2 separate regions of the Homo sapiens genome follow, and region 2 is linked to region 1. A link is a loop called in an ENCODE intact Hi-C map of the cell type or tissue named here. Cell type or tissue: sigmoid colon. All regions are shown on one strand. Region 1 overlaps SND1 (staphylococcal nuclease and tudor domain containing 1). Region 2 overlaps SND1 (staphylococcal nuclease and tudor domain containing 1).

Region 1 (2,500 bases):
TGGACAGTGGATAGGGTGGCTATGTGAGCACCTCTCAGTGAAATGAGTCAGGCAGAACCTGCTTTCCTTCCTTCCCCCCTTACTCCAGCAAATATTTCTGGAATGCACACTGTGTTCTGGAGACACAGCAGGAAACAAAACAAAAGCCCACCTTCATTAAGCCAACAGTGGGGTTTTGTATGGAGATGCTGTACTAAAGATCTTATCTGTGAAAATATCTATCTTTACTCCCCCCAAAATGCAGTCTATAAACCTCATTACTGCAGGAGCCCTTATTATTACCTGCTTGGGTAAAACAGTCCCTCCCCCATTTTTGCTTGAGTTGTGCTTCTCCTTGATTAAATAGTGGCTCCGATGGTCTCTTGAAGCAGGGTTGAAAGAGACTCTGGGGAGATCATCTCATCTTTTAATCTCTTATGTCTTCGGCTTTGTATGGAGCAGCCCTCTCTCTCTTTCCCTGGAAGCTCAGGCTCCATCCATGTGACCACTCTCCAAGAGCTTTGTGTTTGTGTTGGCAGAAGTTAGGATCTGGAGAGCAATATTTCTTACAGATTAATTGCCAAAGTAATTATATTGTAAAATAATATGCATGATTGATATTTAATATATCCCTCTCCAGGGAGCTGGAGAGCTTCATTGATTTGGGAAGATGAGCCAGTTGCTTGTTTAGGAGCAGAGCTTTGTATGAAAAGCCAAATTGATGGCCTGGACCTAAAGACAAAGAGCAGGTGATGGGAGGTGGATAAAGCACAGCCTCCAGAATCATAAAGGGTGTTGCACCAAGAAGTCTCCCACCAGTTCCACTTCCAGAAATCACAGATCTCTAGGAGATGACAAGCAGCAGGTTCTCTTGCTGAGACTCATGTCTTGTTTAGAATGAGTATCCCTAGTATCTGCAGTGGGATCCTGCCAATAAAGAATCTCCTCCCTGCCCTGTTGCTGGCACTGGTTTGAAGGATACTGGCTCAAGAGCAGTATCTGGCATCTCTGTAAAGTCTCTTCCTCTCCTTTCTTGTTGAACAGGGCACATGCAGCTTCTCTGTGTGGGTGACGTCCACATAAGGAGAATGCCTTATTTATTTTAGGTCCATGAGCTTGCGTAATGTGCCTATTTAACACCCTCCTAAAAGCGCTTTTCAGCACATGAGCAAGTAACGAAGCCCACTAAATCCTGCCTCTTCTGGGCACACTGGGCTGTTTAAGGTTGTTCCTGCGCTGTGTATTTATGGATAGGAGCTGGAGTTATGACATTTATTTCTGTTGGTTAGGGCACTGATATATATCTGCCTGCATCTCCCATGGAGAACCGCACCTTATCTTGAGAGAGAGATGAGAGCATTCCCATAACTCATCCTGCCAAGCACTGGGACTGTCAGGGTGGGAAGCTACTTCTCTCCCCCTAGCCAGTGGAGTTGTGGGGGGGTGGTGGCACGTGGTTATGCAGAGAGACTTTGGTGGTAAAATTATCTAGGATTTAAAACAGGAGAGAGAAAAATGTAGCTCCTAATAAGCTCTCCTTTTGCTGTCATGCTTTGTTCAACCTGCCCCCCAGTCCCCTTTCTCAGGCATATCATCAGCAATCCTTGGGGTCTATAGAATCAGTTTATTCCAGTCTTTTGCTCTGACAGGATTCTGTCTCCTAACCAGTCTTCTTCTGTTCTCATGACCCTTCTGGCCTGTCTGCCTTGTACAAGGGAGACCATTCTAAGACACATATCTGCTCACATCATGCCCTGCTTATAACTTCTCATCAGTTCCTTTACCTTCAAAATAAGACATACATGGCCTTCATGATCTATACCCTGTTCATCCTTCTAGCTTCGTTACCCACATTCCCCCACCATCCGCTCTTCCTGAGCAGGAGCACTTGAAGAGTCCAAAACTAGTCTTACTGGCCTCAGGCATCTAACCCTTTCTGCTCTCTACTTGGAATGCCTGTTGCCTTCTCTCTTTTTATCATCACCTCCCAGAACCTGGTGTAAGTAAGTATATGGCTCCAAAGAAACCTCAGTTTAGCATACATGTCTCTCTTCCTCTAGCCTGTGTTCCTTGTTTATCTCCATATGCCCAATCCTTAGCACAATGCCTATCTTGTAGCAGATGTTGCATCTGTGTATGCCAAATGAACAGAGATTGTCATCTAGTGATCTCCTGCGAAGTCTCTGCTCCCGCCTCCTTGCTCTATGACCATACCTGCTCCCTGAAATCCAGAGCCCCAGTATGTCACTTGCTCCAATTGCCCCTGCATTTATAGCTGGACTGTGGCAGATACATCTGGATACTTTGTCTCCAGGAGTAAGTCCATGTTGAGGAGGTGGTACACTTGGAAAATCAGATTAAATACTCCTTTAATATTTAATTAACTCTCTTTAGCTCACTCCAGGCAGTGAGCATCTGCATAAAGGTGAGGTGAGGTTACAGAACATCTCTGGAAGTTCATGTGAGAAAGAGGAGACAGGGCTAGAGTGGTCAGGAGAGGCTCGATGGATGGCCTAGAGCT
Region 2 (2,500 bases), 280 kb before region 1:
AAACCTGTGTTCTAGCCCTCATGCCATCTGACTGTGCCATAGTTTTCTCATCTGCAAAATGAGGATAAGGGTCCCTGTCCTGCTTCCTCAGGGCATTGTTGTGAGGATGAGGAGGGGAGGAGAGCAGGGAAGGAAGGGAAGAGAGATTAATGTTCCTTTAACATTTATTGAGTTACCTTCTTGGTTTCAGGGAGTCAAGGATCTTATGTAATAATACAAATAACCCAGAGGAGATAGTGGTATTATCTTTACTTATAGATGAAGGAATATCACAGTGTTCAGAATGATTTTCACTTGAGTTTGCGTTCAAACTCAAGGCTGTATAATTTCAGAGCTCATGGTTGTTCCGTTAGCCACACCATCTGAGGCTATGATTGCCAAGACAGTTTGTCAAGTATGAAGTTCAATACAAACTTAAGAGATGATACTTACTACTTTCACCCCAGAGGATAGAGATTTGGACATAGGTACTTAAATCTACTTTCCTAGTGAGTGGGTATCTTAACTGATAAATCAAGGGAATTAGAGATTACAGGTTATCAGTCTAAATCTGACAGAATTCAGTGGTGAGAGAATTTCTGTGACTTTGATATTTTCTTTATTTCTTTATTTTTGATACGCAGTTTCACTCTTGTTGCCCAGCCTGAAGTGCAATGGCCTGATCTCGGCTCACTGCAACCTCCGCCTCCTGGGTTCAAGCGATTCTCCTGCCTCAGCCTCCCAAGTAGCTGGGATTACAAGCACCTACCACCGTGTCCAGCTAATTTTTGTATTTTTAGTAGAGATGGGGTTTCACCTTCTTGGCCAGGCTGGTCTCGAACTCCTGACCTCAGGTGATCCACCCGCCTTGGCCTCCCAAAGTGTTGGGATTACAGGCGTGAGCCACTGTGCCTGACCATGATGTTTTCTTCTATATCCCTAGAGGAATGTCCATCTTTTTCTATTGTACATACTCTTCCAGTCTTTATAGCAGACCACACTTTGAGCCATTTCTTGTAACAACAATGTTGGCTATATTTATTGTGTCCTTGTGCTGGGCTCTGTGCTAAGTGCTTTTATTTTGTTTAGGTTTCATAACAACTCTTTATTTTATTTTTATTTCAGCAACAGATTGACAAACTGGATCATAACAACTTATATATATTCTTATGTATTTATTTTATAAATGATGAAATGGAGGCTAATGGAGCCAATTAAATAACTTTCAAAGGTCACTGCTGACATTGATTTGATTCTGAAACTAAATTCTTATTGCCATATACTGCAGCTCCTTCTCTGATTATAAAAACGAGCAGTTTGTGTAACTTGAATTGGTCCAGAATTTATTTTTGCCATGCACTTGCTATTTAGACGACCATAAAACTAGTTTTCATCTCACTCGCTTGTCATAATGCTTTATATCAGGGGTTGGCAAACTTACTCTGTAAAGGGCCAGGTAATAAATATTTTAGGCTTTGCCAGCCATATGGTCTCTGTCGCAACTACTCAACTCTGCTGTTCTAGTGCAAAAGCAGCCCTAGACAATACATAAATGAATGAGCTTGACGTGTTCCAATAAAACTTTATTTATGGACACTGAAATTTGACTTTCATACTCTTTTGCATGTTACATAATCTTCTTTTGATGTTTTTCCAACCTTTTAAAAATGTAAAAACCATTTTTAGCTCATGGTCTGTACAAAAACAGGCAGTAGGCTGGATTTGGCTAGTAGGCTGTAGTTCGCCAATCCTGCATTTTATCGTTTTGAAGTTTTCTTCTTTGCATCTACTTTTTGGGTGTTCTTTTGTAATATTGGACTCTAAGTCAGCTTGCCTTGCAGATGGTACGGTTTAATAAATGTTGGTATGATTTGGGACAGCCAGCTCATGGAAGCTTTACTTGCTTAGTGATTTGGTCTCCAACACCTGTTCTACTGGCACATATAAACAGAGATTTTAATTGAGAAAAAGATTTAATCAGTAGGTAACCTCAGATACCATTTTAACAGAAATCAGCTCCCAAATGCTTGTTTGTATGTGTGGCATAGTGGAATATCAGGATTGGGAAACTTCAACCCCAATCCTTGCTCTGCTGTCAATCCTGGTTATTTTAGGCAAAAGTTACTTTACCTCTCTTGCTCTCAGATTTCTCAGCTGTAAAATAAAATAGCCCAGATTAGATGCTGTCTTTATGTGAAGTCTCTCTGTAGATGATTGTTATGGTCCTCCTGAGATTTAAACTCCGTATATGTAAACTGCGGCCCGATTTTTGGCACAGTTGGCTCGGGAGCAGCAACTTGTGCTTGTACCTGTTGGGTCTGCAAGTGTATCCAGAGCCAGTGAGTCAGCACTGCCATGAGCTCCTGGGCTTCCGGTTCATTGGGTTTGAATGTTGGGCCCTCTAATTTAGGTTTGCCTCTTGTTCTTGCCAGGAAAAAAACCAAAAAGCAATACAAAAACACATACGCACACACACACAAAACAAACAAAAAACTGGCTGTGTTGGTGAGTATTCAGAGAA

What was found. Peaks named below come from ENCODE experiments on the same cell type or tissue, not always from the same donor. Only the 100,000 strongest peaks of a DNase experiment are listed, where the experiment ranks them.
Region 2: a loop joins it to region 1, with 23 times the contacts of the local background. A loop is called at or near these places in 1 of 110 quality-filtered maps.

What each region holds. Positions count from the first base shown.
Region 1 is chr7:127,954,089-127,956,588 of GRCh38, forward strand. All of the region lies in intron 15 of SND1 (staphylococcal nuclease and tudor domain containing 1), which reads left to right. Among named protein-coding and RNA genes, the nearest start is that of SND1-IT1, 42 kb to the right of the region's middle. In sigmoid colon, no CTCF peak of the experiment used is centred here; a DNase peak (open chromatin) is centred at 1,013.
Region 2 is chr7:127,676,145-127,678,644 of GRCh38, forward strand. All of the region lies in intron 1 of SND1 (staphylococcal nuclease and tudor domain containing 1), which reads left to right. Among named protein-coding and RNA genes, the nearest start is that of SND1, 25 kb to the left of the region's middle. In sigmoid colon, no CTCF peak of the experiment used is centred here; a DNase peak (open chromatin) is centred at 1,477.